2 separate regions of the Homo sapiens genome follow, and region 2 is linked to region 1. Evidence: chromatin loops called from intact Hi-C (ENCODE). Cell type or tissue: endothelial cell of umbilical vein. All regions are shown on one strand. Links, peaks and the distances in the headings refer to the core of each region. The heading gives the core; the rest is flanking DNA. Region 1 has its middle 28 kb from the start of LINC00368. Region 2 overlaps LOC105370372 (a long non-coding RNA gene).

The links. Hi-C counts contacts between places; a loop is a spot of excess contacts. Peaks named below come from ENCODE experiments on the same cell type or tissue, not always from the same donor. Only the 100,000 strongest peaks of a DNase experiment are listed, where the experiment ranks them.
Region 2: a loop joins it to region 1, with 7 times the contacts of the local background. A loop is called at or near these places in 3 of 110 quality-filtered maps.

Annotation. Positions count from the first base shown.
Region 1 is chr13:111,059,906-111,075,948 of GRCh38, reverse strand. No RefSeq gene overlaps it. Among named protein-coding and RNA genes, the nearest start is that of LINC00368, 28 kb to the left of the region's middle. RefSeq lists enhancers at 8,609-8,668, 11,370-11,900. In endothelial cell of umbilical vein, for the core only: a CTCF peak has its summit at 8,011 (motif pointing left); a DNase peak (open chromatin) is centred at 8,078; H3K4me3 peaks cover 609 bases.
Region 2 is chr13:112,436,622-112,452,664 of GRCh38, reverse strand. All of the region lies in intron 2 of LOC105370372 (a long non-coding RNA gene), which reads left to right. Among named protein-coding and RNA genes, the nearest start is that of SPACA7, 68 kb to the right of the region's middle. In endothelial cell of umbilical vein, for the core only: a CTCF peak has its summit at 8,499; a DNase peak (open chromatin) is centred at 8,534.

The DNA.
Region 1 (16,043 bases), core at 6,465-8,964:
AGCAAGTCACCTGGAGGACACCAAGAATCAGCCCACCTGGACCTGCTAACAATAGTGCCAGCATGCACAACCCAAGCCCAAGGACAGACACACTTGGTCCATCACTATCACCACTGGGTCCCAAGGACTGGCCAACCTGGCATCTCCATCCCCAATAAAACTTAACCATAGCATCCACTAACAACCACACCCTAAGCCACTGAAGAAATCAGAGACACCAATGACACTGTTTACAGCTGAAGAAACCATACAGAGACTTCACTACTGCACGTACTCAGAATCAAAACCAAACTTCCTATCCCAGCCTACTCAACAAACCATAAATACATCTTCAGGAAAAAGTCCATCCCTACAAAAGCAAATTCAAAAAATTGGAAGAAGTGACTGTTATACCAGATGTGCAGATGTCAACATAAGGACACGAGAAACATGAAAAAGCAAGGAAATATGACACCTTCAAAGAACACAATAATTCTCCAGCAACATATTTCAATAAAAAGAAATATATGAAATCCTGGAGAGAGAATTCACAATAATGATATTAAAGAAGCTCAGTGAGATATAAGAGAACATAGATAAATAATACAAAGAAATCAGAAAAACAATTCAGGATATGAATGAAAAATTTATCAAAGAAATATACATTATTAAAAAAAAAAACCAAACAAACAGAAATTCTGGGCCAGGCCTGATGACTCATACCTGTAATTCCATTCCTTTGTGAGGACAAGGCAGGAGGATGGCTTGAGGCCAGGAGTTCAAGATCAGCCTGGGCAACATAGCAAGATCTTGTCTCTACATAAAACAAAAAAAAATTAGCCAGTCATGATGATGTATGCCTGTAGCCCTAGCTACTCGGGAAGGTGAGGCAAGAGGCTTGCTAGAGCCCAGGAGTACAAGGTTACAATGAGCCATGATCACACCACCGCACTCCATCCTGGGCAACAGGGCGAAACCCTGTCTCTAAACAAACAAATAACAACAACACACAAAAATAAAACTGGAACTGAAGACTTTATTGAATGAAATACAAAATACATTTGAAAGCATCAACATAAACTAGATCAAGCAGAAGAATTTCAGAACTTGAAGATAAGTTTTTGAAATAACCCAGTCATACAAAAAGAAAAAAAAAAGAATGGATAAAGCCTATATGACATATGGGACACTATAAAGTGACCAAATATTTGAATTTTCAGTGTTCCAGAAGGCAAAGAGGAAGTGAAACAGAAAGATAATCTATTTAACAAAATAATAGCTGATAACTTCCCAAATCTAGCCAAAGATTTAGACATCCAGATACAGGAAGCTCAGAGATCTCCAAATAGATACAATTCAAAAAGGTCTGCTCCACAGCACATTATGGTCAGGGTGAAAGTCAAAGACAAAGAGAGAAATCTGAAAACAGCAAAAGTGTCTAGTCACTTATAAGTGAATTCCCATTAGACTAACAGCAGATTTCTCAGCAGAAACCTTATAGGCCAGGAGAGAATGGGATGATATATTCAAAGTGCCAAAAGAAAAAAAAAACTTGGCAACCAAGGATACTAGATTCAGCAAAGTTCTCTTTCATAAATGGAGGAAAAATAAAGTCTTTCTCTGACAAGCAAACACTGAGAGAATTCATTATCACTAGACTAGCCATAAAAAAAATGCTTAAGGAAGTCCTAAACCTGGAAGTGAAAGGACGATATCTACCATCATGAAAACACACAAAAGTATAAAACCCACTGGTAGAGAAAATACATAAGGAACAAAAGGATTCAAATGTTACCACTACAGAAAACCAGCAAACAATAATAATAAAAAATAAAAGAGAAGGAAAGGAACAAAAGGTATCCACAACAGCCAGTAATCAATTATAAAATGACAGGAATAAGCTCTCAGGTATCAAAAATAACCTTGAATGTAAGCAAATTAAACTTTTCAATTAAAAGATACAGATTGGCTGAATAGATTTTTTTTAAATGACCCAACCATATGCTGCCTACAAGAAACTCATCTCACCTGTAAAGATACACATGGACTGAAAATAAAGAGATGGAAAGATATTTCATGCAAACAGAGACTAAGAGTGAGAAGGAATAGCTATATATAAATCAGATAAAACAGACTTTAAGTCAAAAACAGTAAAAAGAGACAAAAAAGACTCTACAGTGGCCACAAGTACAAGCAAACTTGCATGACTTCTAGATTCTTAAATTGCAGAAATAAGGAGGTGATTACTAGTTTCCAGTAAGGACCTGTCACTGCAGAAATTTACAATGGAAGTTCTTTAAATATGTACCTTTCCATTATATTATGATTGTATACATTGCAAAGACTTCACTGTGAATCTCTTGAATAAAATGTGGTCAGGACACCTAAATGCAATTAGATTTATTTTCAATCTAATCATCAATCTGGCAAATAATCCTTTTATTTACCAAAGCCATAGAAATTTAGCCCAAAATAAGCCCGCATGTGCTGCTCCTATCACAATTCCTTTCTTCCTGTCTCAGAAGTAATCAGAATCCTGACTTGATAATTGATTGAAATAAACAAAGACAACTATGTGCAACAAAGTGGATAAACTTTATAAACATGTTGGCCAAAATAAGCAAGACATAATAAGTTCAATATGATTACATTTATATAAAATTAGGCAAGTTTCTTTAGGCAAAATTAAGCTATATTTTTTAGGAATGCATACACAGTAAGTTCTAAATATTCTTAAATTTTCATGATGATTGTTAATTCAACTCAAGAGTTCTTCTATATTGTGTTTCAGTTTCAAAATACATCTCTTTTTTTAAAAAATTCTAACTTAATTGAATTGTGGACAGAGAATGTGGTCTGTATGATATTAGTCATTGGAATTTGCTGAGACTTCCTTTATGGCCCAGTGGAGAATGGTTTTTTTTTTTTTTTTTTTTTTGAGACGGAGTCTCACTCTGTCAACTGGATGGAGTACAGTAGCACAATCTTGGCTCACTGCAACCTCCACCTCCTGGGTTCAAGTGATTCTCCTGCCTCAGCCTCCTGAATAACTGGGATTACAGGCACCTGCCACTATGCCTAGCTAATTTTTTTTTATTTTTAGTAGAGACGGGGTTTCACCATGTTGGCCAGGCTGGTTTCAAACTCCTGACCTCATGATTCACCTGCCTCAGCCTCCCAAAGTACTGGGATTACAGGCGTGAGCCACCACACTGCAGAATTGTTTTTTAAAATGTTCCACATGTGCTTGGAAGTGTGGCCCTCTTCACATCTCTAGGGTTTGCTTTGCTTCGAATTCTGGTTGCCCATTTCTCTGGGTCCCTGGCCTTCTTGCCTGATGCTCACTATCTTGAAAATGTTTCATATGTTTTGGTTTTTCCTTTTGGGTTTTTTTTCCTCATGGGATGGTTAATCTTGCTCTTGTTAGTTCATCTTGGTCAGAAGTTGAAGTCTCCTATTTGCCTTTCATTTTTGAAAGATTATTTTTGCTGAAATAGAATTCTAGCTTTAAAGGCATGTTGTTTTAAATACTTTAAAATGTCGCTGTATTATCTTCTGTCTTGGATGGTTTCTAATTCAAAGTTTGTGATTTTCTTTTTGTTCCTCTGTTTGCAGTGCCTGTTTTCTCTGTTTTTCCAGCAGCAGTTGTACTATGCTTGGTCTAGCCAGTGTTTATTATTGTTGTGGTTATTAGTATTATTAGCAGTGGTTGTCCTCCTGGGTGTTCTCTGGATTGTGGTTTGGTGTCTTCCATGAATTTTAAATATTCTTGGACATTAACTCTTCATGTTGTGGGAAGTCAGGGATCCCGAACAGAGGGACCGGCTGGAGCCATGGCAGAGGAACATAAATTGTGAAGATTTCATTTTAATATGGGCATTTATCAGTTCCCAAATAATACTTTTATAATTTCTTATACCTGTCTTTTAATCTCTTAATCCTGTTTTCTTCATAAGCTGAGGATGTATGTCACCTCAGAACCACTGTGATAATTGTGTTAACTGTACAAATTGATTGTAAAACATGTGTGTTTAAACAATATGAAATCAGTGCACGTTGAAAAAGAACAGAATAACAGTGATTTTTAGGGAACAAGGGAAGACAACCATAAGGTCTGACTGCCTGCGGGGTTGGGCAAAAAGAGCCATATTTTTCTTCTTGCAGAGAGCCTATAAACAGACATGCAAGTAGGGAAGATACCGCTAAATTCTTTTCCTCGCCAGGAATATTAATATTAATACCCTGGGAAAGGAATGCATTCCTGGGGGAGGTCTATAAACGGCCGCTCTGAGAGTGTCTGTCTTATGCAGTTGAGATAAGGACTGAAATACGCCCTGGTCTCCTGCAGTACCCTCAGGCTTATTAGGGTGGGGAAAAACTCCACCCTGGTAAATTTGTGGTCAGACTGGTTCTCTGCTCTTGAACCCTGTTTTCTGTTGTTTAAGATGTTTATCAAGACAATACGTGCACAGCTGAACATAGATCCTTATCAGTAGTTCTGTTTTGCCTTTTGTCCTGTTCCCTCAGAAGCATGTGATCTTTGTTCTGCTTTTTGCCCTTTGAAGCATGTGATCTTTGTACCTACTCTCTGTTTTACACCTCCTCCCCTTTTGAAACCCTAAATAAAAACTTGCTGGTCTGAGACTCAGGCAGGCATCACGGTCCTACCAACATGTGATGTCACCCCCTGGCGGCCCAGCTGTAAAATTCCTCTCTTTGTACTCTTTCTCTTTATTTCTCAGCCGGCTGACACTTATGGGAAATAAAAAGAACCTATGTTGAAATATGGGGAGCAGGTTCCCCCAATATCTTCAAATATTTCTTCTGCTGATTTTCTTTTCTTCTGGGATTCCAGTTACACATCTGTTAGCATGTCCGATAATTTCCCAAAGCTCTTACATGCTCTGGGTTTTTTGTGTGCTTGTTTTAAAAATCCCTGTTCCTGTTTGTGCCTTGCTTTTGGTCACTCCTATGGCCCTATCTTCATGTTTGCTGATTCTTTCTTTGCCTCTGCAGAATCTCCTGAATTCTTTGTTCACCTCTGCAGAACTCCCCATCTCTGCTATCACGCTTTTCAATTCTCACCTTGCCACCTCATCCTTCCTCACAGGCTCCAACACCTCTGGATCAAAGAGTGGGGTGTGGGGTGTCCTAGAGGTCAGAGGAGCCATCTTTTTGCCTTGGACCTTGCTGTACCACCCATTTCTAGGTGTAAAACTTGTGAAAAGCTCAGCCATGCTGGCATCGCTGGTCCCGACTTCTTTTGAAATAACTCTGAAAGCTACTTGAGAATGTACACAAGCCATGGCAAAGGAAAGGTCCCAGTGACACAAGGAGAATTTTTCACCACTGTGGAAGATAGTATAGCAGCTCCTGAAAAAATTAAACCTAGAATTATCATAGGATTCAGCAATTCTGCTGTTGGCTAAATGCCCAAGAAAACTGAAAGCAGACTCAAAAAGATCAGTACACCCATGTTCCTAGGAGCATTATTCAAAATAGCCAAGAGGTGGAAGCCACCCATGTCCACCAACAGAGGAATGAATAAACAAAATGTGGGCCCTTCATGTCATCCACCCCATGGATAACAATGGGGTGTTATCCATCCTCAACAAGCAAAGATGCTCTGACATGTGCCATAGCACAGATGAAACTTGAGGATGTTACGCTAAGTGAAATACACCAGCCACAAAAGGACAAATACTGTATGACTCCAGACAGATGAGGTCCATAGAGGACTCAAAGTCACAGAGACAGAAAGTAGAATGGGGGCTGCCAGGAGTTGGGGAGATGGGGGAGGGGGAGTCAGTGTTGAATGAGGACAGGGTTTTAGTCTGGGAAGAAGAAAAAGTTCTGGAGAAGGAAGACAGTATAGTGATGGTTGCACAAGAAACAATGTAAATGCACTTAATGCCACTGAACTGTGCACCTAAGAATGGTTAAGCGGTAAATTTCAGATTATGGATATTTTACCACAACAAAATTAAATGAATTCTTCATTACAACTAACTTTAAAACAATAGGAACAATTCATTTTTTATTTTGGTTCCAGAAAGCGTGCTCTAATCAACTCATTTAGGTAGCACCTGCTAGAACCTGGCTCTGCTCGATCAGATCTTTGCAGGCCTGAAGCTCTGTCCACAGCCACCAATCACCCACTGCGTGCGAGCTGGGAATCCTGCAAACATGGCCCTTTCTACAAGATGAATGGAGAACATTTGAGGAGTAACACTTGGCTTGGGAAAACCAGCCTAAAACCCCTGAGGAATCTCCAGTTTAGTGTTAATTGGCTCATTTATCACAGGGGGCAGAGGTCAGGAGCAGCCCATGATGAGAGGTGGGGTCTCTTTCAGAAGACCCGGCAGAAGATTCACCTCTACTCAGAGAATATCTGGAATTCTCAGAGGAAGCTGGCATAAGAGAAGTGTGACTCCTGAAGTCCAGGAAAGACATTCTTCATTTGCATTAAAGGAGAGTGAATTTAACTATTCTGCTGATTCTAGAAGTTTCTATAACTCTCCAGTGCTCATGAGCTGAACCTGAATAGAAAAGACAGCCTCGTCATCTGTGTCAAGTCCTGCTTGCTTAGACACTGTCAACCTTACACTCTCCCCTCCCACAGCTCCATCACCTTCTGGCTTCATTTGAGGGCAGAACTGAAACAATGTTGGAGTGGGTACTACATAGGCCACCTCTGAGAGGGTGAGACATGACAGGGACGCTGGGTTCAGCCTCCTGTTGGGCTCTGAGAAAATGAGGACTTGGTTCAGATGTGTAAGGTTAGACCGTCTTTGTCATCCCAACATTGACACTCAGTTAGGACTTGGGGATAAATCCCTGCAGTAATTTAAACTTACTATGAGATTACTCTGTGCAGAAATAAAGCAAAAGAATTTCATCCACAACACCTTCCATGCATCAAGAATAGACCTCCCTAATTTGAACAGCATCTTAAGATATCTGTGAGAATCCTGCGTGGTAAATACATATTCTGAGTGCTTACAATTTACATAGTTCTTACATCTTAATTACTCTTTTGCTAGTATCTGGCTAAGATTATACTCTTTGGAAAACCCTGGAAAAGCTATACATCAAGTACTATAATAATTCCATGCAATAAAAATACATTTATGATAGCAAATGTGAGCAACGGAGCTCTCATATGCAGCCCGTGGGAGTGTAAATTCGTACAACCGTTTTGGAAACCTGTTTGGCAGCATCTTCTGAGTTTAGTATGTGCACACTCTATGGCCCAGCAATTCTACTCCTAAATATATGCCAATCAGAAATGCGTATATGTGTGCCTAAAGACATGCACAAGAAGGTTTATAACAGCATCGTTCATCACTGCCCCAAGCCCAAAGCAGCCCCGATGCTTGGGAGCGGCTGTTTGGAGATGCCCCTCGTGGTGTGTGCATAAAGGGGAGTACTGCATTGCAGGGCAGTACGCACACATTACACCCCCATAATATGGCTGCACTCAGAATAGGGACAGTCTCACGAGCAAACACTGAGCAAAAGAATCCAGATACATTATATAACTCATTTATATAAAGCTTAGAACAGGCAAGGGTCATCTACACTGGAACAAGTCGGAAGATGGCTATTCTCTGAGGTGGGATAAGGGCTGGGAAGTGTGTGAGGGAGTCCCCTGGTGAGATTCTATGTCTGACCCGAGGCCTGGCCCCATGGATGTGTGAGCCTTTGTAAAAAATGTATATCCAGCTGAACATTTATGATTTGTGAGCTTTTCTATATATATGCTATACTTTCAGTTAAAAGTTGGCTTAAAACTCCATCCATATCCTTTAAAGTTTATTTGAAGACATTTAGGTCAACTAGTTTTGAGACTAGAACCTGTAACTGGAAGCACTGAGAGTGATAAAAGTCCTATAAGATTCAAGGAGCTAGTTAAATCTTCGTTTTAAGAATTGAGTTGAAACTTGAGCTTTTAGGATTTGCTGTTGTCAGTGGGCAGAATATTGATTATAATTAACAATTAACACCCCCTATTGGTCACCAGCAGCAAGTGCAGCGGTGGAACCAATCGATGAAATTGCACAAACGATTGCTAGCTTTAACACTTGTCTTTTTGCTCATAGGCGCGAGAAACCGGTATTAAAATTTAATAGAAAATGTAAAAAAAGAGGTTGGAGCTGTAAGAATTTCGTCTAGTACATGATACGGAGCTGTCATAATCGCAGGTTTGTTTCAGAACATTCCGGGTGCCTCCTTGGACATGGAACTGTCTGGGTTCTCATGGGATCAGAGTCCTCCCTTTCCCCGCCCTGGAGGGCAGGTCCGGTGCCTCTCACGGGCGGCAGCGCAGTCGGGACCCGCCGCCACGTCTCTGGGGCTCGGCGCAAAGCAGCTGCCCCGGGACCGCGTGAGCTAGGACGGCAGAGCCGCCGGGGAGCCGCGCACCTGCGCTGTGAACCTGGGTCCCCTGCACACCGCTTTGTTCACGGCCCGCGGCCAGGCTCCGTGCTGCGTTCCCAGGGTCGGGGCTCCGACCTCAGCAGCTCTGGCGGTCGTGATCAGCCCGGCACCTCCTAACGCTGGGTCAGCCTGTGAACCCCGATCTCACCGGGCCGCAGAGGCGCTCAGCAGCGGCAGCTTTCACCCAAGGGGACCAAGGCGGAGTCCTTCTTGTGGGAATGAAGGTCGCCCTGGTTTAAAGGCACAGTTTGCTTTTTTCCTCTCTCCTTTTTTTTTTTTTTTTTTTTTTTTTTTTTTTTTTTTTTGAGACGGAGACTCGCTCTGTCGCCAGGCTGGAGTGCAGTGACGCGATCTCTGCTCACTGCAAGCTCTGCCTCCCGGGTTCACGCAATTCTCCTGCTTCAGCCTCCGGAGTAGCTGGGACTACAGGCGCGTGCCACCACGCCCGGCTAATTTTTTGTATTTTTAGTAGAGACGGGATTTCACAGTGTTAGCCAAGATAGTCTTGATCTCCTGACCTCGTGATCCGCCCGCCTCGGCCTCCCAAAGTGCTGGGATTACAGGCGTGAGCCACCGCACCCGGCCTGTCCCCTAGCTCTGACTTCTTAACCGGCAACAACGTGGGAGACAGGTCTCCCACGAGGAACGCCTTCCCCAGAGCTCGTGGAAGGGGTGCAGGGGGCTGTGGGGCCCCTTTAAGCTCCCGCAGAAGCTCCTCCTCTGACCCCGCAGGCCCGGGGAAGCGCGGCCTCCCTTCCCGCGCCTGCAAGGGCTCTTCCGCTTAGATACTACGTTCGCTTTCTCTCGAATAAAAAAGTCCCTGTCTCCAATCTGGCCCCAGCTGCTGTGCTCGGACTGGCCTTGACTCCCCAGCGTTCTCTCCCGGAGCCTTCGGAAAGCTCCTCTTCTGTGCATAGGACCAGGGTGCCAAGTTCTCTACGCAGCACAGAACCAGAAACACCAAACGGGGCTCTGTCCTGGAAAGATGAGCACAGAGGCCAAGGCCACGCCGCTGTCAGTGGACTTAAAGAACGCGTTATACGTTTATTTACTCAGACATTCTTATTTTTTATGTTTTTAAATTGTGGCAAAATACACATAACGATTACCATTTTAACCATTTTTAGGCATTTAGGTGCATTCACATTTTTCACAATCAATAGAACATCTTCATCTTGCAAGACCGAACTCTGTCCCCCTTAAATAAGCACTCACTCCCCATTGCCCTCCCCAGCCCCTGGCATCCACCATTCCACTTTGTGTGTCTGAATTTGATTAGTCCAGGGACTAATACTGTTAGCAGCAGGGAATCCGTAGGGTCTGCAGCAACTCGATTCTTGCCTCCTCAGAGGAAAGAATTCGGCCGAGGTGCATAGTGCAGAGTGAGAGGCCAAGGCGAGTTTTAGAGCAGGACTGAGAGTTTATTAAAAAGCTTTAGAGCAGGAATTAAGGGAAGTAAAGTACACTTGGGAGAGGGTGAAGTAGGCGACTTGAGAGATCCAAGTGCAGGGTACAACCCCCCACTTTGGGTTTTATACATGGGCATGGTTCAGGGTTTCCATTTCCCCTTCCTTGACCTTTCCTTGGGGTGGGCTGTCCGCATGCGCAGTGACCGGCCAGCGCTTGGGCGGGGCCGCGTGCGCGCTGTATTACTGAAGTTGTGCACATGCTCACCTGAAGTATTTTGCCCTTACCTGTCTCGTGTTCCTGGAGGAAGGTCACACACCAGTTAAACTACATTTTACCTCTTAGTGCACAGGCCTAAGCCACCTCGCCCCACTCCTGAGATCTTATAGAAAGCTGCTGATCAGTTTCAGGTGTTTTCCAGCTATTGGGAGCCCGCCTTTCCCTGGCACAGCTGCAACCAATTACTATTTTAGAGAACCAGTTTAACCACTGCCTGAGTATCACCTGATGGTCTCCAGAGGTTCCTGGTGGGGTGGGCCCTCTCCTGCCCTGCTCATGTCTGCCTCGCCACTGACTAACAATGAGTGGAGTTCCACAGTACTTGTCTTTTTGTGACTAGCTAATTGTTTTATGTTTATTTTTAACAAAAATTCCTGGACAGTGTTTTGATAAATGATTTTCATGCAGCCTGTTTTATAAACTCCCTGGTTCTTTCTGTGATTGCTATTTTTCTCTTCCTCTCTGTTTAAATGCTTCATTCTACCCTTTCTTCCTGCTCTTGCTTCAGTGCATTTTGTTCTTCCTTTCCTATTTTTTCCTCTTTCTTCCTGTTTTCCATGATGTAACTGGAAGGCAATGTTAGAAATCAATGAGCAGCAGATCCCCCCGAGAACTAAGCACTGCAGTGGGGAAGCCACCCCAGCTTTGTTTTCCGCCACTGCAGACTCATCTGGAAGAATCAGTGTTTTTTCCTTCTCAGCCAGATGGCTGCCTTTGTGTTTCCACCATGGGCCTTCTCTTACCCATGAGAAGGTCTCTTTCCTGCTTTGAGGGAGAGGAGACCATGCCAGGTGCCATGTGGGCTGCCCTGAAGAAAACTGTATGGGCTCACTGAGGCTGCCACATGTTTTACTTTCTGAGAAGATGAGATGAGCCCTCCACATTTCAAGGCTGAGAGCAGAAATGTGACCAGGTGCTGGAGCCTCCAGGACAGTGAAGGAAGGGGTCTGGGTCCCTGCTTAGCCCTGAAGGAAAAGGAGCAGCTTCCAGAAGGCAGTAGGGATGTGGGTGCTGTGACAGGCCGTGCCAGCTTGGTCCTGCATGTGGTTAGAAACCAGGAGCCTTGGCCACCAAGTGGAACCAAAATCTCCCATCCCTGTCTTGTTCTCTTTGCATAGTGTGGACGAAAAGCGTCAAGCTCTGTAAAACATTTGAAGAGGTTTATTCTGACCAAATATGAGGGACCAATGACTTGTGACACAACCTCAGGAGGTCAGGAGAACATGTGCCCAAGGTAGTCAGGCTACACCTTGGTTTTATACATTTTAGGGGGACTTAAGACATCAATCAATACAGGTAAGGTGTACATTCGTTGGGTCAGGAAAGGTGGGACAACTTGAAGCAGGGGCTTCCAGGTCACAGGTAGACTCAAAGAATTTCTGATTGGCAATTGGTTGAAAGAGTTTTTATCTAAAGACCTGGAATCAATAGAAGGGAGTGTCTGGGTTATAATAAGGGATTGTGGAGAGCCAGGTTTTGTCATGCAGATGAAGCCTCCAGGTAGCAGGCTTCACAGAGAATAGATTGTAAATGCTTCTTATCAGACTTAAAGTCTGTGTTGATGTTAATGCTGGTCAGCTGTGCCTGAATTCCAAAAGGGCGGAAGGTATATTGAGGCATGTCCAACCCCTGCTTCCCATCATAGCCTGAACTCGTTTTTCAGATTAACTTTGGAATGCCCTTGGCATTCCAAGAAGAGGGGTTCATTCAGATGGTTAGGGGGCTTAGCATTTTATTTTTGCTTTACACCAGAAGCTTCCCTGAGGGGCCTGGGCCCTGGGCTTCAGGGCCTCTGCTCTCAGGCCTTGCCCAGAAGAATGGAAGATGCAGTGAGGGACCTGGAGGAGAGTGGACTGCTGTGTGTGGGCTTCGTGGCACACAGGGAAAAGCACAGGCTCTGGGTGAGTTTAAATCCTGGCTCTGCTGCCTGCAAGATGTAAGACTCCAGCATGTTATTTAATCTCTCTGAGCCTCTGTCACCCCATAAATAAAATGAGGTAATTTCTAGCACACAGGATCATTGACATGAATAAAATAACTGATGTTTACATGGCACTTGCTACATCAGTGGCACTGATTGCTGGTCATATAAAGCAAGGAAAAAAGATGTTTCCTCTTTTTATTCATTTCTACATCCTGCCAGTTTCCCTACACATATGCATTATAGATGACGAATAATTGAGAAAATCTGCAAGGACAAGGCTCGTATTCTTCCTGACCCATTTCTTGTTCAGAGTATAAGGTAACTTGTGCCGCACGTGTACCCAATATGCCGTGGGGTTATAGGATGTTAAATTGGACATTTACATGATACAATAAATATGACATTCCAGAGTGATGTTCTAGACCAAGATTCAAATCTTTAAGGAAGGGATTTAACCAAAAGTTGATTACATAAACATTGTTCGCATCACCCACACTTTGTTATGTGCATCTGTGTGAAGAGACCACCAAACAGGCTTTGTGTGAGCAATAAAGCTTTTTAATCACCTGGGTGCAGGCTGACTGAGTCTGAAAAAGGAGTCAGCAAAGGGAGATGGGGAGGGGCAGTTTTACAGGATTTGGGTAGGTAGTGGAAAATTTACAGTTAAAGGAGGTTTTTCTCTTGTGGGCAAGGGTGGGGGTCACAAGGTGCTCGGTGGGGGAGCTCTTAAGACTCATTGTCCAGGAGAAGGAATGTCACATGGTCAATTGATCAGTTAGGGTGGGGCAGGAACAAATCACAATGGTGGAATGTCATCAGTTAAGGCATAAACTGGCTATTTTCACTTCTTTTGTGGTTTTTCAGGTGCTTCAGGCCATGTGAATGTATACATGTAGGTCACAGGGGATATGATGGCTTAGCGTGGGCTCAGAGGCCTGACACACTTGAATTACATCCCCAATTGGGTAGAAGACCAGGAATATAGTCAGGAGTTCCATTTTGTTTAGGATAGGAAGGATGTTTCTACAGTGGAGACTGGTATCTGATTCATCATTTAGAGTAATAAACAGGTCACTCTGAAGATCATCTATAAAGCACAACTTTAGATGCTTATTACTTACAGATTCGCTTCTTAGGTACCCTACTTGGTCATCTAGGCAACTAGAAAAACAAGTTGGTTTTCTAACTGACTCAATTAGAAATAAAAGTAGGGCAACTTGATCTTTAGGAAAAGAGAGTGAGCAGAGATGGGGCGGAGCTTCACCCTCAACAGTGATGCTTGTACACTTCTGCTGAACCAGACAACAGGCAGCCCACAGCCTGCAAAGTCCTACCAACGAGGAGAGATGGACCACCAGGTGGTGACCACCGCTGCCTGCTCTAAACCCTGGGGAGGAGTGGAGCAGTGACCACCATCTGCTGTAAACCCCAGGGAGAGACGGAGCTGTGACCGCTGCCTGCCCTAAGCCCCAGGAAGAGATGGAGCAGTGTTCACCACCTGCTCTTAACCCCAGAGAGAGATGAAGCCATGATTGCCGCCCGCTCTAAACCTTGGGGAGAGATGGAGCAGTGACCACCACCTGCTCTAAACCCTGGGGACAGATGAAGCCATGACTGCCACCCACTCTAAACCTTGGGGAGAGATGGAACAGTGACCACTGCCTGCTCTAAGCCCCGGGAAGAGATGGAGCATGACCTCCGCCTGCCCTAAAGCCCAGGAGAAAGGGAGCAGTGACCACAGCCTACTCTAAACCTCGGGGAGAGAAGGAGTAGTGACCACCACCTACTCTAAACTTTGGGGAGAGATGGAGCCGTGACCGCCGCCTGCTCTAAACCGTGGGGTACAGACTAGTCGTGACCCAACCTCACAAGTGCAGGTATGGTAGGCCTGTGGGGTCAATGCAGTTCAAGGAGGTGCCTTACAGGGGCAAGCTCTGTGCCAAAGTGACCGGAAGACTAGGGCAGCCACTTGCAGGCTGGGGATAGTGAGTGAATGCTGCCACTTTTATTTGGTTCCAGGGTGAGGATGAACCCAGCCAGCCTTTCTAATTTAAGAGCCCACCTGGCTTCTCTGAGGGGTGAGCTGTGTTCCCAGAGCACTCACACCATGGCCTTCACCTCTGAGTCAGGCCCCGCACGACCAGCAGCAGAATCCAGGGACCCGCACACAAGCTGGGATATAGACTTCCTCACTTGCATTAGAACTTCGGCATTCCTAGCAAATGGGAACAGGGTTTCCAAGTCTGCATGACACGTTCTTGCTTCATGACTGTGTTCTCTGAGATGAGATTTGTGATGCATTTTTCCATAAATCAAGGGTGGAGCAGCATGCAAGCCTGGATATGCAGACACTTGACAGATGCCCATTGACTGACTGAGTGACACAGCCACATGGTGTTATTGTGGCTGGTGATGGCCAGCACCCAGAGATGGTGTGACAAGTCTGAAAATAACATGTGGCCAAGAGGAGATTAAGTGCTACGTTCCTAGTCATTCTTTTTCATATTTAAGTTATATTAGTACATTCACATGCAAAAAAATTCCCCCAAACACAAAAAGGTATATTCTTCCTTTAAGGAGGGACTTCCTCCCTCTTTCTCCACAAACACCGCCCAGTGGACATGCATGCTGCACCCTGATTTGGCCACTAAGACACAGCGCGGACACTGGGCCTCATCAGGCCCTTGGATCAACCACATTCATCTTTTTCCCTCTCAATACTCGCTATTATAAAGTATTTTTAAAACACTGGAAAGTACACAGGACATAAAGAATAACTGTGTACTCGTTACCCATCTAAGCAAATCAATATTTTACCATGTTTACTTAAGATATTCCTTTAAATAAAAAAACACTTCACACAGCTGAAGCCCCTTAAAGTGCCCTTCTCTGATCCCAATTTTCTTCCCGTCCTGTCTCCCAGACACAGCTACTATTCTGAAGTCTGGGTGTATTAACCCCAAGCAAATGTTTGCTTTTATGTTTGATAGCACACGTGTGTATGTATGTGTATATATATCCATAAATAATATACAACAGGAGTCAGCAAGTTTTTTCTGTGAAGGATCAGATCATGAATATTTTAAGCTTTGTAGGCACGTGGCCTCTGTCATAACTCAACTCTGCCGCTGTGTGTGAAAGCAGCCACAGACAATATAGAAACAAATGATCATGTGCAGCTATGTTTCAATAAAACTTTATTTACACAAATAGGCACTGGCCCTCAGGCAGTAGTTTGCCAACCACTGATATACAGTATTTTTTACATTAAAATTTTTTCAAATAAATGATGTCACACTGTGTATGTAATTCTACAATGGTTTCCCCCCACTCAATGTAATATTTCAGGAGTTTATTATATATGTGGATAGATGTGGCTCTTGCTACTTCACTTATTTATTTGTTTCTGAGATAAGATCTTACTCTGTCACCAAGGCTGGAGTGCAGTGGCACAATCATAGCTCACTACAGCCTCAAATTCCTCGGCTCAATTGATCCTCCCATCTCAGCCTCCCAAGTAGCTAGAAGGTGTGAGCCACCATGCCTGGCTTATTTGTGTGTGTGTGTGTAGAGATTGGGGCTTGCCCTGTTTCCCAGGCTGGTCTTGAACTTCTGGCCTCAAGTGATCCTCCTGCTTCAGCCTCCCAAAGTGCTGAAATTACAGGCATGAGCCGCCACACCTGGCCTGTTCTTGCTATTTTAACTTATAGTCTAATGGTAAATGAATATTTCACAGCTTATTTTTTTATTCTTTTATTGAGGAAATTCGGATTGTTCTCAAGTATCTCCGTTAGAAAAACTGCTAACAATGGTTTTAATTTCCAAGCTTTTAATTTTGTTACCAATGTTTTAGAATTATTTTACTGTTCCTGCATACAGTTCCATGGTGGGATCTCAGCTGCAGCCCTGTGGATGCCACTTTCTGCTCTTTATTTCTGAGCCAGGAGAGATGATCATGATTTTGAAACTTGCGATGTCTTTCCAGTATTCTCTTTGTATATTTTATATCTTTGCT
Region 2 (16,043 bases), core at 7,071-9,570, 1.4 Mb before region 1:
GTGTGCGCCTGCCCGCTCACTCTCCCGGCTCCGTGTGTGCGCCCCTCATCAGCCAGGTGCTCGCTTTCCCGGCTCTGTGTGTGGGGCCCTCACCGGCCAGTGTGTAGCTGCATGGTGTTTCTGGGGGGCTGCTGGCCTGCCAGGCATGGCCTCTCAGTGGCCAGCATGGGGTCTGGGGGTGGTCTGGGATGGCCAGGCGAGGGGCTAGGGGCTCGGGGGCAGCTGTCAGCCCTTGGGTGTCACCCTGCACTTCCTGCCCTGTGGCCACATCCTCCCACCCTCTTCTCTGTACATCACGCTGAAGAACAAACAAAAAATCTCACCAAACGCGTGTTGGAGGTGGCCAGGCTGGCTCCATTCCGGGGGCCCTGGTGATAGGTTTCAGGATGGCAGCAGCAGGGCCGTGGGATGGGGAGAGTGGACTCAGCTCCTACCGCCGTGAGGATGGGGAGGGAGGGGACAGGACGTGTAACCGTGGACGAGGAAGGGCCAGGGATGGAACACCGTGAACAGGAAGCATCAGGGTGAGGGGCTCCGACAGATTTGATAGGACCACGGCTGATGGCCGGCAGGGCTCCCATGACGCTGATGTGCCGGTATTTTCACCCAGTGGAGCGGCTCCCCCTCACGAGGACAGAGCGGGAAGCCCCAGGTCAGGCCTCATTAGAAAGGGCTCAGGAGCCAACTGAGTGTAGGCCAAGGAGAGCCTCTGTGGGCCGACGTGCCCACCTCCATCGTCAGCCAGGGCCTGTCCATGGCACCAGTCCCCTGCCAGCCTCCTGATGCTCTCCAGGCGGGCAGGGGCCTTTCGGGCCAGGGGAAGAAAGTGACACCCGCCCTTCTGTGCCTGGCTTTGGGTCACCTGTCCCCGTTCCAGGGCAGCGTGGCACAGGTCTGAGGGCTCTGCTGGTCACTCAGCCCCTGAGGCAGCCCCGCCAGCCCAGGCCCGAGCACCTCTTCCCTCCAGGCTGGGCACAGCCAGTCCCCACCTCCCACCTTCTGCCTCCGCCAGTCCCGGGACATGGAGTCACACCTTGGAGGAGATTCACACTGTGTCATCAGCTGGCGCGCAGGTGACTCCGGAGCGCGGATCGTGCCAATCGGCCCAGGGAGGCTCCGCGCCGTCACCATCTCTCCCCACGCCCTCCGCCCATCCCTGTCCACCCCCTGACCCACACACCCTCGGCTCTAACCCGGGATTTCGGGTTTTGCTGCCATTTAGAAATGACATTCTTACTTGTTGAATTCTAAAATGGAAGCAACACAGCTGTCTAGTAAATCAAATTTAGTGAATAAACGAGCCGTTCTTGTTTAGTATTGTCTTTAGGTCTTATTTCTCATGTCTCCTTTCATTAGAGGTTTTCATTGTAATCTCTTCGGCTCAACAAAGACAACCAAATCTGCCCTGTTAATTTTGTAATTGAGGTCTATGCAAACATATTGCCATAGCCATGGAAAATGTTTACTCTTTTTCAGCTGAACACACAGTACATTTTTAGTTGAATAAGATCCAACTGAAAGGCATAAATCAAGCGTTTAAAAATAGAAAGAGGATCGCAAAGCCTAGTATGTCAATATGCTCGTCAAGTGTTAATGCAGAAAGGCAGAGTTAGGCGGCCCCGGGCGCTGGAAACTGCGTTTGACCTCCTCCCTGCCCCTCTGCGTCTACAGTTCAGTTCTCACAGAGGCCTCTGGCGGGAGGAGCCACCATTTAGAATACAGATGGCCAAAGGAAACACCATTTTTAAATAGTTACTTTAAAAAAATCCTTTCAGATGAAAAAATCTGCTATGGTTGATCTTTCTGGTGTTGGTGAAAGGAAAGAGAAATCTCCGTGTGGGGAGGCCCTGGGCAGCGTTCAGGGACCGAGCCCTGTGGAGCGGAAAGGCTCGAGACTGGACCTATCTTGCAAAAACAAGGCTCCTGTTAGCAGAATCGAAGTCCATTGAGGAGCTGGAAGAAGACAGGTCCCTTCTCTAAAGCACTGTGATTAGCTCAAGCTCGTTGGATTTGCACTTTTGGAGAAGATGTGTTCAGTGAGGGCTGTGGAAGGCTAGGCAGGCTGGACGCCCGGCTAGAGGCCAAGCCTGCAGACGGCAGAAAGGCGAATGCACCTTCCAGATGGCCGCCTTTCCTGAAGAACTGCCTGGGGTTGCATTTGTGGAAGCCAGCCATCCTTCATCAACAAAGCAACAAATATCGATTGTTCAATTTACACATTTTCATTTTCATAATTTTATTTGTACACATTTGAACACCCTGAGGTTTGTAAACATTTAGTAACTTATCCAAAGGTCACAGGACTATCCACGCTTCAAATCCGGGCCCCTGTCCTGGACTTGCAGGGGTGCAGGATGAAGAAACCCCAGCCTGCTGTGAGGGACCTGAGGCTGCTGGGAGAGCTGAGAAGTGTGTGCGGTTGCAATGACGAAGCGTGCACGGTGGCTGGGAGAGCTGGGAGGTGTGTGCGGTTGTGATGATGAAGTGTGCACGGTGGCTGGGAGAGCTGGGAGGTGTGTGCGGTTGTGATGATGAAGTGTGCACGGTGGCTGGGAGAGCTGGGAGGTGTGTGCGGTTGTGATGATGAAGTGTGCACGGTGGCTGGGAGAGCTGGGAGGTGTGTGCGGTTGTGATGATGAAGTGTGCACGGTGGCTGGGAGAGCTGGGAGGTGTGTGCGGTTGTGATGATGAAGTGTGCACGGTGGCTGGGAGAGCTGGGAGGTGTGTGCGGTTGTGATGAAGTGTGCACGGTGGCTGGGAGAGCTGGGAGGTGTGTGCGGTTGTGATGATGAAGTGTGCACGGTCGCTGGGAGAGCTGGGAGGTGTGTGCAGTTGCGATGACGATGTGTGCACAGTGACGGCACTGCAAAATGTGACGGAGGCTCCGAGCAGGGGTTCCTAGGGGCCGGAGGCTGGGTCTACCCTGGTTGGGGCTGGCCCGGTGGAAGGAACGAGAAAGACAGTCTCAGGAACAGTGACGTGTGGAGATGGGAGGATGAGACACGCCCCCAGTACTGAAGGAGACCCTGGTGGTGGCAAAGGCGGGTTGGGACAGAATGTGGGAGGCTTTGAACATCAAGACACGAGTCTGGACTCATTTATAGTCAGTATTTTTTTATGAGTTAAACAAAAAGACGTGTGGCATTTTGGGGTCTGGACACTTTTAAATCAATGACTCCTAAGTGTTTACAAAGCAGGAAACAAGGTTTGAACCATGAGCTTCAGGAGCAGGACGGGCTCCTGGAGCCTGAAAGGAGCCCAGTCTCCCTCTCTGTGGGCGGCCGGATGCTCCTGACTTGGGTCAAGAGGGAGAGTCGTTCTCCTGGTCTCTATGCCGGGCTGTGACCACTGCCTGTCATTCAAGATGACCCTTTCGGGGTGTTGAGGACTGAGGCAGCTCTGGAATGTCACCCTACCTGTAACCTAACCTGCCCAGCTTCATGGGTGCTGGGAGGAGATATGGGGCTCTGAGGTCAGGGAGGGAGGACAGCTTGTTACAGCAGTGACAGTGGCTGTGAACCCGCAGGACCCCATGTCTACTCAGCCCCGTGAAGGGACCAGTGCTGCCGCACACACCATGAGTCAGGGTCATAGGAGAGCACCCCTGAGTCTTCTGCCACAGAGGAAGGCACTGCCTTTGCCTTCCAGGGCTGTATTTGCTTTCAGGCGTCCTTGAACAGGTAGGCCTGAACAAAGGGGAGGCCAGTGTCTCGCTACATGGGGTGTATGGAAAATGTGCCACCCGCAGAGAATTGCCTTCCAGTGGTGAATCGGTGGCAGCTGGCAGACCCAGCTGAGCTGTGCTGTGGGTAAGCCAGTGGTGGGAGAGGCCTCGCCCCTGGAAGCATGGTGCCCATGTGTTGCCGCCACGTCCCTGGGGTCTCTGGGCTGGAGTTCCAAAGTCGTCTTCATCATGAAGAAGCACATCCAGGCTATGGGCAGAACTGTCTTGAAGCCGTCCAGCTGTTTAAATTCTACATTCTGTGGGGCATGCACGGGGTTGGCTTATTCAACCTTCCTTCCATTCTCCCTGTGGTTGGAGAAGACAGAGAACAAAACAACTCATTTCCAAGATGCTTGGCAGCTGGGCAGAGTCCACCAACGAGAGGCACCCAAAGGCAATCCAAAAGACAGGCGGAAGAGGAGCGCATCTTGTTGCCATTGTGCCATGTTTGCTGGAAAGCACCGTTGTTGAGATGTGAGTATTTCTGCGTGATGTCCGTTCTTCAAACCCCAGACGCAGTTGGATGGCAGCGGATGGCAGCCGTGACCCCGCGGGCTCCCGGCTTCTGCTCCTGGTCCCCAGCTGGCTCAGGTGAATCCATGGTCAATGGCAGCCCCAGGAATGGCGGCCCCCATGATGGGTGGGCTTTACATTGTCCTGCAAGTAGTTTCTGGGAGCCACAGCCAAGTGAGAACTTGCTTCAACTTTCCAGTCACTTTCAGAGACACCAGCATTACCTCCTTTCCTGCTGAAGACACCTGGAGTGGCTTCCCTTCTCTGCCTCAAACCCTGACTGGTTCACATTCTTAGTTCATACCTTACTGTTGTTTACAAATCACCTGCAAACTCTTGGCCACAGTGCAGCGGGGGCGGGGCTGAGCACTCTGCTCCTAGGGTGTGGCCATCGTGGCTGAGCACTCTGCTCCCAGGGGGCGGTCAGGCAGGGGTCCGGGATGGAGAGAGGGCGGCCCCATTAGGGGCGATGAGATGCTCTCGAATCTGATTTGATCATCCCCACTCCTGCTCCTCAGCCCCCTGGAGCCGCATGTCTCCTTCAAGGCTGCTGTGATGTGGATTTTCACCTGGCGTCCATGGATAGCCACGTCCAGTGGGGAGGGGTGTGGGAGCAGGAGAGCCCCTCGGGGGCCCCACCCTCCTCCTGCGCACGTTGCTGCTGCTGGAATGGCAGGACACAAGCTGCTCCAGACTCAGTGAGCCCTCATTAGTGAGCTTTCTTCATGGGCTCAGGAAGATCTACGGCCCTTTGTCTACTTTTGAATAACAAGTTATCCCAAATGCAATGGCTTAAAGCACACATTATGGCACAGTTTATGGGGTCGGGAATCCAGGGCCTGTAGCTGGGCACCTCCTGCCCAGGGCTTCTCCTGAGGACAGCAAGCTGTGGCCAGGCCCAGGTCTCATCAGAAGGCTCAGCAGGAGAAGGATCCACTTCCACAGTGGGCTCCCACTGACTGTGGCCAGGTTCCTTGTCACCTGGGCTTTCCAGAGGGAAGCCATGGCCTGACAGCTGCCTGCCTTGGAGTACATAAGAGAGAGAGAAAGCATGAGAGGCCCTGAAATGGAAGCCACAGTTGTTTTGTGGCCTGAGGTTGGAAGCAATATTCCATCATGTTTCCATATTCCACGAGTTCAGTCCGTGCTCAAGGGGAGAGGATTACCGGGGAAGTAGATCCCAGGGGAAGGGGTGGCTGGGCTCATTTACGGCTGCCGACCACCCTGGACTTTGGGAAACAACGCAGCCCGTGTCTGGGTTTGCGGCATGGAGACTGCTGCGCGGTCACCAGGGCGGTTTGGATGGGTGGAGGCGGCAGACGGGACTGACCTGCCCCTGGAGGCTGTGGTGGAGTTACTGGCTGGAGTGGGGGCCCAGTGTGTCTGCGGGGAGGGAAGGCAGGGTGGCTGGGGAGTGCTGGAGTAGGGTCCCAGGGGCTGTGTGTCTGCGGGGAGGGGAGGCAGGGTGGCTGGGGAGTGCTGGCCATGGGCCTTGGGGGTGTCCGGGGAGTGCTGGTCATTGGGGAGTGCTGGACATGGGCCTTGGGTGTGGCCTTGAGCCCGGCCCCTGCAGAGGCGGTGCTCCCTGTGCTGGGCACTGCATGGGGCTGAAATGTCTTCCTGTGGCCACTGGATTCCTTGGACCAGCAGAACAAGCCTGGCCCTCGTGGCAGCTGCAGTTGCTTGTGCACACACACCCTGTGGGTCCTTTGCTGTCTCAGTACATGAGAAACACCCTGGACTCCCCCGTTTCTCGTTGGACGTAACTCTCAGTCCCAGCTGACTGCTGTTCTCCTTAACTCACAGCAGCCCCTCCTGGGACCAGCTCAGAGGTGCCTGGGAGAGGCAGTGCGGCTTCTAGACACCCTTCTTTGTAATCCAGCCACACGGGTTGTATTGGCCACGGAAGCCCCATCCACCGCTGAGGACTGGGCTTCCTGGGCTCGCTGCGGAGCCTCCCCCATCTGCCCCAGACACACCTGCCTCCTGCATGGTGGCCACTCTTGTCGGACTCTGTGCCTGTCCCCACATTTATTCTGTTAAACTTTTCTTTGCAGTACTCAGCCTGTTGTGCTGGGTCACTGTTCAGCTGATTAAAAATGGCAGCTTCCCTCAAAAGCAAATGTTATTGTAGCCCTTGGGTGTCAGAAAAGAGCAGGCAAACCCAACCTAAAGGCTCCTGGGCTTTCTGCAATTGTCCCCGTCGGCGTTCAGTAGGAACACGCATGGAGTGTGGGAGAACTGGATCGTGCAGGTGGGAGTTAAAGGCAAGAGGGGATCCAGGAACGCCGGGAAGCTGCTGCCTGGAGGGGGTGGGATGCTGGCAGGGGCTGAGCCTCCCCAGGACACAGCACCTTCGTCACTCTGACCACTGGGCCCCCTGCCCCACCTCTGACCACTGGACCTGAGTGGGGTGTGTCTCCATTCTGTGCCCATTGGCTCCTCCCTACTCCTCGCCAAGGGAGAGACCAGCCCCTCCCATCACAGGCTCCTTGGAGGGCTGGAATCCAGCTCAGCTTAGTTCAGCAAAAGACCATGAACCCTACTGTGTCCAGGTACAGGATCGAGGTGAGTCTAAACAGAACAGACCCCAGCGTTGAGACAGTGACAGTGAGCCTCTGTGAACACCTGCGGGTCCCCAGCCCAGCTTCTCACTGTGAAATCTTGAGGGGCAGCGGGAAAGTAGGGGCCGACCTTGCTCCAAGTCCCTAACAGGGAGCCCGCTTCCCTGAGGGTGAAGGCAGAGGGGCTCAGCTTGTGCGGGACCAGGGCGGGGAGAGCCCGGGGAGGGAGGGCGGGCGTGGCGGGCAGGGCACGGGGAGCGGACCTTGAGCGGCCGCCTGCCGCCCCCTCCATGGGGGGTGCAAGGGGTGGAAGCTGTGAGTGTGGACACGAGTGAAGCGGACGCAGGCAGGGCAGCCTCAGGCTCCTCGAAGGGGGCTTTCTGGTCAGAGTGGGAGGGGTCTGACATCTGTGGTTCTGTGGTCGCACAGCCTTTACCCAGTATTGAAAAGTAATGTTGCCTCGTGGGGAAACGGAAATGGCCAGCAAGGGTGGGTTCACCTCAGTCCTCCTCACCCGTTCACCTCAGTCTCCGCACCCCCATCCTGCTCTGTTCACCTCAGTCTCCTCACCCCCACCCTGCTCTGTTGTTCCCCTCGGTCTTTGAGACAGGACCAAACGCAGAGGCGGCGCTGGTGCAGCAGGGTCAAGGGGCAGCCTGGGCACCAGCCTCTCAGCCTCCCGGCTAGTCAGCCCCGAGCCGGTCCCAATCTGTCGGTGCTTCCTTGGGTCCTTCTCCAACCAGCGTCCTTTTCAGCAGCAACAGGGAGGCTGCAGAGGCTTCCGGGCTGTGGCAGGCTTGACCAACAGAGCCAGGGGCCAGAGTTGCGAGCGATCATAGCCACTGTCACTGAGAGGGCTTTCTGGGTCGCAGCCGCTGTCGCTGAGGAGGCTTTCTAGATTGTGGCCTCTGTCGCTGAGCGGGCTTTCTAGATGACAGCTGCTGTTGCCGAGGGAGCTTTCTAGATCATAGACACTGTTGCTGAGCGGGCTGTCTGGGTTGTAGCCACTGTCGCCAAATGGGCTGTCTAGATTGTAGTGTCTGTCGCCGAGCAGGCTTTCTAGGTGGTAGCCTCTGTCGCTGAGCGAGCTTTCTAGATTGTAGCCTCTGTCACCGAGGGGGCTTTCTGGATTGCAGCCTCTGTTGCCGAGCGGACTTTCTAGGCTCAGTCACAGGCCACATGCTCTGCGTTCGCTGCCTCCTCTGCTTCTGCCCGCTTCTCCAGGGCTCACCCATCCTGCAGATGAGGGGCCGAGGGCTCAGAGGGAAGGGCCCGCGTACGCTGGGTGCATCGCTGTGTACACAGATCCCGTGGTGAGGCACGGTCCCAGACCCCCGCTTGACCCCAAACCCCAGTCTTTACCCCCACCCAAAACCCCCAAGCCCCATGTCTCCCAAGCCCTTTCACAGTCTGCTCTGCCCACCGCCCCCACTCTCATGGCCTCTGGTGCAGCCACAGGGCCTTGGTAATGGGGGACTGTTGGGGGGCTATCTTTTCGGGGTCTCCTCTGTGGCCCCATCTGCCGGGGAGGAAAGGTCACGGGGGCCTGTGTGGGGCAAGGCAGCATGAAGGGCTTTGCTGTGGGGTCATGGGTCTGGGATGGGCTCTCGGCCACCCTGCGGCCTCCTGTCAGGTGTGCACAGCTGAGCCTGAACTTCCCGGACGAAGGAGGCTGCTATTCCCGGACCCGCCATAGAGAGGCAGTGCAGGACAGGGCTTGAGGTCCCGGCCCAGGCGCTGCAGCTTCTGGGCTCAGCCTGGGCTCTGTCCACTGACAGATCCTGGCTTCTCCGCCAATCCCCCTGTGTTTAGCGGGGTGAGGATGGGAGGGTGAGGTGATGGTCAATCCTCATGTCAACCTGGCTGGGCCATGGCACCCAGATATCTGGACAGACGCCCCTGGGACGCGGCTGTGAACAACTTTTTCTATGAAATTAATGTTAATTCAGGGGACTTTGAGAAAAGTCGTCTGGCTGTGGTGTGGGTGGGCCTCATCCACTCTGCGGAACGTCTTAAGAAAAAGACTGGGGTCCCCACAGAAGAGGGAATCCTGCCTGCAGAGAGCTCTGCACTTGAACGGCAGTGTCGACTCTCTCAGGTTCCCGACCAGTTCCTGAAAATCTCCCCCTCTGTGTGATGTGTGTGTGCGTGTGTGGGTGGTCCCACAGCTTCTGTCTCCTGGAGCCCCTCACCACTGCAGGCGTGGGGCTGCCCTTGGGGCTGGAGGGTGCGTGATGACCACAGGGTGGCGGTCGTGTGTCCTCACTGCCTGGTGCCGTCGCCTTCGGGTGGATGAGACGTGTGGCTCTGGGTCAGCCCCCAGAAGTGGCGGAGGGGTCCGTTGTTCTTATTATTAACTACCTCCTTCACTTCCTCAGACCTACTGTTTTCGACGTCTAAGTCAGCCCTCACCACCACCCCACGAGCTGAAAGATCTTGCCCCTGACTTTGAGACTTGAACCCTGGAACTCCCTTCCTGGAGCCTGCGTTGCCTGGGACAGGGGTGGCCAGGGTGAAATTGGCAGCACCTGGTTGCTCACTCCCGGCCAGCCCTGCCTGCTCCACCCAGCCCCGGGGACGGATTCCTGGTGTTTCGGGGCTGTCTGCCGGCCATCTGCTTGGTAGGGCCGTCGGAATCACCTTTTACAAAGCTCTTCTATCAGTGATTCAGGATCAAGGAGTAAGAGTGCTTTCTGGGTTGAAAAACATCGTGTGGGATCTTTAGCTGGAAAACATTTTATTACAAATATTTTTCAAGTCTATGTGGCCTCTTAAAAAGTCCCATCTTTTTAACACAGTGTTTCCCGGGCCAGCCACGTTTAGCCTTCTAAAGCTTCGTATGCAGCCTCTTACCTAGGAAACGATGCAGCTGTTCAGTCTTTTGCAAGGAGCAAGCCTTTGGTCTAAGAAGCAGCTTCGGGGGTGGAGGAGGTGGTGCTGCTGGGAGACCCGCCCCGGGCACACGTGGAGGTGGGGCTCATGGGAGAGGTGGGGCCTGCAGAGACCCGTCCTGAGGTTTGTGCTCCCAGAGCTGCGCGGGGCAGCGTGGGAGTCACCAGTCACACAGATCGTTTACATTTAAACTCATCCAGATAAAATGAAGAGTTCAGTTCTGCAGTCGCACCTACTGGAAGTGCTCAGGAGCCCACCGTGGTCCCCGTGCAGGGAGGGACTGCAGGGCGGGCTTCTCCTCCTGCTGAGAAAGCTCCCGTGGGTGCAGCTCCCACCTAGGTTTGTAAATAAAGCTTCCTGGGACACAGCCAAGCCCGTGGTTCATGGATCCCCTCTGCTGGCTTTTTTTTTTTTTTTTTGAGATAGAGTCTTCCTCTGTCACCCAGGCTGGAGTGCAGTGGCGTGATCTCAGCTCATTGCAACCTCGGCCTCCCAGGCTCCAGTGGTTCTCCTGCCTCAGCCTCCCGAGTAGCTGGGATTACAGGTTCCCGCCACCACGCCTGGCTAATTTTTTTTTAAAAAATATTTTTAATAGAGACAGGGTTTCACCATGTTGGCCAGGCTGGTCTTGAACTCCTGGCCTCAGGTGAACCACCGCACCCGGCCTCTAGTGCTTTTGTGCTATAATCCGGAGGTTGAGTTGCCACAGGGACCAGAGAGCCTGTGAAGCCTCAAATGCTTTTCATCCCGCCCTTGATGGAGAATCTTTGCCGACCTCTGCCCTCAAGCACAGCTGTGAAATCCAGCTGGGTCTGCCTGCACGGCAGTGTGGCTGCATCACACCTGAGGCCCACTGTAGGTGGTTATGTGGGGCGCTGGGGTGCTGGCCTTGCCATGTTGTGAGTGGCAGGTCTGGGCTGTGCTACGGCAGTGCACACGGTAGGGCTTCTGTGCACAGCAGCAAAGGCGCCAGTCGTGGAGAGCACAACGGGTGGGGGGGTTCGGGCAGGGAGCGGCCTCGGCACAGATGACCTCAAGTGTGCCTGAACGTGCATGTTTCCCATGGGGTGTGTCCAGCCAGCGTGTGAGCAGCGTCTCCTTGGGCAGAGGTGCGTCAGGCCATGGGACTGCCTGGGACCATTTCCTTTGGCTGGGGCACAAGGAGACGGAGGACCATGCCAGAGCAGAAACCATCCCAATGCCCAAGGAAAAGGACCACAGGCTGTTTTCAGAGAGACCAGGAATAGCAGAGGCCTCCTGGCCCACGGTCCTCAGGGGAAAGAGGCCATGCTTTCCAATGGAAATCAGGTTCATCTCTGGAGAGCTGTGTCTAGAAAGCGCAGTTCACCAAACAGCATAAACTCCAGAAAAGGGAAACTCACACTTGGAATAAAGGTGAGGAGGGCGCCAAACATCGATAGCAGAAGTCCTTGGAGCCAAAGCCACGCAAGGACGCTGGCACTGGGGCGTGGGGCTTGGGCCTGCGCGGTTTTGGAAGGGTCTGTTCCAGCCGCCGAGGACTTGGGCTCAGCTGATTCAGCAGTGAAGACACAGGCAAGTTGGGGACGGGGGGGGTCGTGGCGGTCCGTCCCTCTTCTCTGTAGGAAAGCCGCAGACAGTGGCTGGATCCTCTATGGCTCTTGCTGTGTAGACACTACTCAAAAGTAGCATCTTCTGAAAGGTGGTGAAACTCCTGGAGTTGGTTTAACAGCAGACGGGCGTGTGCTTTTGTGAATAAACGAATGGGGGCCAGGCGCGGCGGCTCACACCTGTAACCCCAGCACTTTGGGAGGCCGAGGTGGGTGGATCACCTGAGGTCAGGAGTTTGAGACCAGCCTGGCCAACATGGGGAAACCTGGTCTCTACTAAAAATACAAAAATCAGCCGGGCGTGGTGATGCGTGCCTGTAATCCCAGCTACCTGGGAGGCTGAGGCAGGAGAATCGCTCTAACCTGGGAGGCGAAGGTTGCAGTGAGCCGAGATCGTGCCCCTGCACTCCAGCCTGGGTGACAGAGCAAGACTCCATCTCAAAAAAAAAAAAAAAAAAAAAGAATGGTGGAATGGTGTCCTGACACGTATTCAGTTAAAATCTCAGGGAGGGCAAGCAGATGCCCTGTCTGCAGTCATTTGTCTCTGAGCACGGCATCTCGACGCTCCCTGTAAGTGACTGTCTCAACTGTGCACTGTTCCAGGTTCTCCTGCTGCTTGTCTGTGGTCACTGCAGGGCTGGGGGAAGCTTTGGGTCCCTTGGCCTCTGAACTGTGGTTCTCAGAGGACCCAGGGTTGGAATCTGTTCATCTGGACACAGCTGTTGGCACATAGGGACAGAGGCAACCTCCTCTGGAATCAGAGTGAGGAACTGGGAGGATCTTGGGCAAAAGGCCAGCTGCACCACCGTGGGTCAGCACTTCGTCATGGTTTATGTTTTGGAAATCTAAGAGTCTGGGGTGTGGCTCTCAATCTTGTTCAGGCACCAGTTTACCCCAGATCACCAGAGGTGACCAGGCCCTGATGCAAGATGGGGAGAGAGGGTTTGTGAATTTAACAACAGACCAGCTGGTTGAGAAACTCAAACTGCAGAAGGAACTATACGTAGTTCACTAATAGGTGACTTACGCTATAAATGTGCAAGAGATGTTCCAGATAACATACAAGTGTAACTTGATTCTAGTGTGAAGTTCCAATTCCTCCTCATTGATAGAGCCCTTAGTCAGCAAATCTTTCTCTCTCTCTCTGTCTCTCTCTCTCTCTCTCTCACACACACACACACACACACACACTCACTGTGGATGTATCGAGTAGTGTCTTTCTGCAAAGCACTTTGTCAAGGTGGTTTGGGGACCAGCCTTGCCCTGGTCCTGACCCTGCTACCTGTGTTCTTCCATTACCCTGGTCTTGTTGTTCCTGGTGCACGTGCTCTTAGCCATTGATGATATTGGTGATAGAATGCAATTCTCAGAGCCCTCTCAGTCTGTCTGCAACAAATTAACATTCAATCCTAAAACTGTACAGAGTTTGGGAAGTGGCTGGGTGTTGCCGTTGGTGTTAGGCTCTTGGTTGGTCCTGCCCTGACTCACAGGAGGTGGCACGGCTGCCACCTCTAGTTTCTGGAGCCATCTCTGAGCTCCCTAATGTTGCAGTGCTCCCCACTGCTCACACACACCCCTTCCTCTGAGGTGGTTTTGATCTGTTCCCTCCCTGACCCCAAGTACAGAAGCTCTGTTTTTTCCTCTTTGTGGCAAAATCCTGTCTTCCTTGTAGATGTCAGGATGTAGCTGATTAACTCTGTTTCTAGATTAAAGATTCTAAAATGTGGTTCTGGGATAAGTAGCAGCCACATCCTCACTGAAAACAATGGGAAAACCTGGATAAAATGCAGATGTGTATATTGAAAAACTCCCAAAATGGGCAGAACTTGAGTGGTCAAGATTAAGAGAGAAGGAAATTTGTGGATGTGAGTTTTATATTCTGAGCTCATCACCCCCTTGAGGCATTTGCTAATTCTTATGCATCACAGACAGGTTGAGCAGCACAGCAGAAAGCAGTTGCTAGGAGGCTTTCAGTAATCTCCCAGGGCTGGGAAGAAAAAATGTGAGTTAAGGGCTTCTTACACAGCCAGGGCTTCAGGTGCTAAGATCCCAGAAAGAACGCCTGTTCAGTGTAGTGAGTCCAACTAGCCAATCTGCTTGTCCCCCTAAAGCATTCCCTAAGTCCTCAGCTGTGCTGCTGGGGAGAAGGTCAGCAGAAAGTGGTAGCAGAGAGGCTGAGGAGCTAAAGAGTTTTCAAGCAGTCTCCTAGTGTAAAAAATAAAAGTCGCATTTGAAGGGCCCTGGTAAATTCTCAGAGCTCTAAATTGGAATTCCCATAGGAACAAGGAAAACTAGAAATAGACCAGGTGTTACAAAGACAAATCTAGTATTAAAACAACTTAATTAAGATGATCTGTCCTCACTCTAACTGGCTACCAGAGCTAGATGTCTTTCAGAGTTTCTAGTTTTTCATCACACGATGTCCAGCATTCCATCAAAAAGTACCAATCATATCAATAATCCAGGCAATAGAAACAGACTTCTGGATAATACAGATATTGGAGTTATCAAATACAGATTAGGCATAACTATGATTAATATATCCATAAAACAGATGAGACAATGGTGAACATCACAGATAAGTGGAATCCATAGAACCAAATGGAAATTCCAGGATTAAAAGACGTAGTAATTAAAATTTAATTAATTATTTTAATTTTTAATTAATTAAAATAAAATATTAATTTAATATGATGATTAAATGATTATCCAAAGCTAAAGAGAGATTTAGTGGTCTGGATGTAGGTCAGGAGAAAATATTCAGATTGAAATAAAAGAGAACAAAGAATGAAAAATAAAAAGAGTATAAGAAAAGTGTGGGACAGAGCACAAACATCAAACATGCGTAATTGGAGGAGAGAAGAGAGAGAGAAAAAAGGCACAGAATATTTGAAAAGACAGAATTTTTCAGAACTTACTAAAGAAATAAGCCATGGGTTCAAATATCACCATAAACCCTAGACAGGATAAATGCAATGAAAACACAGCTAGGAACATCATTGTAAAAATGCTGAAATGAAAAGGCAAAGAGAAATGATTAACATTAGCTAGAGGTAGAAAGACACATTACTGTCCAAGGAGCAGTAATAACACAGAGAGTGACAGTAGATTCCCCAGGAGAAATGATGGAGGTCAAAAGACAATGGAAAAGAAAGTACCTGGTAATCTAGAGCCTACATCTAGTGAAAACATTCTTCAAAACATGAAGGTAAAGATATTTTCAGACGAATAAAAACTGAGGATTTTCCCAGTAGGGCTACACTAAAATACTAAAAGGAGTTAGTTGGCAGGAATGTACTGCTAGCCAGAAGCATTAAAAATGCACAACAGAATGAAGAACAAATAAAGGAGTAAATATGTGGATAAATCTGAAACAAATATTAACTGCATAGAACTAAGTATAATATTTTGAAGCATTTAAAATATATGTAGAATTAAAATCTGTGACAAAAATAATGCAAAAAATGGTAAGTGGAGTTAAGTATTCTTCTATTCTTGCATTATTAGGAAATGGTAAAAGTGCTAATTTTAGGTTATAGGAAGTCCAAGATGCATACTGTAGTAGTCTATAATATAACCTTTAAAATAATATTAAAAATACGTAATCCATGATCTAATAGAGGGGGAAATTGAATGAAAAAAAAACTTGCTCAATCTAAATAAAGTGAAAGAAGAGAAAAGGAAGTGGTAAAAGTATTAATTTTAGGTGATAGTAAGTCAAGGATATATATTGTTGTCTCTAATATAACCTTTAAAACAATATTAAAATACATAATGTTCTAATAGAGGGGAAAATGGAATTAAAAAAATACTTGCTTAATCCAAATAAAGTGAAAGAAGAAAAAAATGAGGCATGTGAGACAAATAGAAAATAAATAGTTGCTTCATAGATACAAACCCAGCTCTAGCACTGCTTATATTTCATGGAAAAGGATGAAATATTCCAATTAAAAGACAAAAGGACTGGATTTCTAAAAGTGTACTCCTATATATTACTATATATATATATATATATATAATATAACATTATAGGATGGAAAATGATATACCATGCAAACATTTACCAAGAGAAAGTTAGCGTGGCTATGTTAATATCAGACAAAATGAATATAAGGCAAGAAGAAATACTACAGATAAAGAGGAACATTTCATAACAATAGAGGCTTAAATCCACCAGAAAGACAATTTAGTCTGTAGGACCCTAGCAACATAGCTTTGAAACATACAAAACAAAATAGAACCAAAGAAATAAATGCCTTGCATTCACAGTGGGGATCTTTTACACCTCTTTTGATACTGGATGACCAAAGAGGAATGAGTAAGGAGATATTTTAACCACACAATTAACAAACTTGACCCGATTGACTCTGTGGGATCCCACCCCCCAAAACTGCAGAATACACCATCCTCCCAAGCTCCAAATGGAATTTTTACCAAAATTGGCTGTATGTTTGGCCCTAAATCAAGTCTCAAAAAATTTCAAAAAACTGAAATCATACAGCATACATTAATATGTTTCACCATTTTCTCCCACCCATAACATATAATAGGGGACCACTCTGGCCACAATTCCCACCCTCGGTGGCAGAGCCCCCCCGACACTCACCCACCCCTGCCCTGGCACCTTTGGGACACTTTCTTCCTGGAATGCCCATCCTAGTACATGTGGGGGTCACTTCTACCTCACAGGCACATCTTTAACACCCCTGTAAGCCAGTTCATCACTTGCCTTGGGGTAGCCAATATTAACATTGATGATTT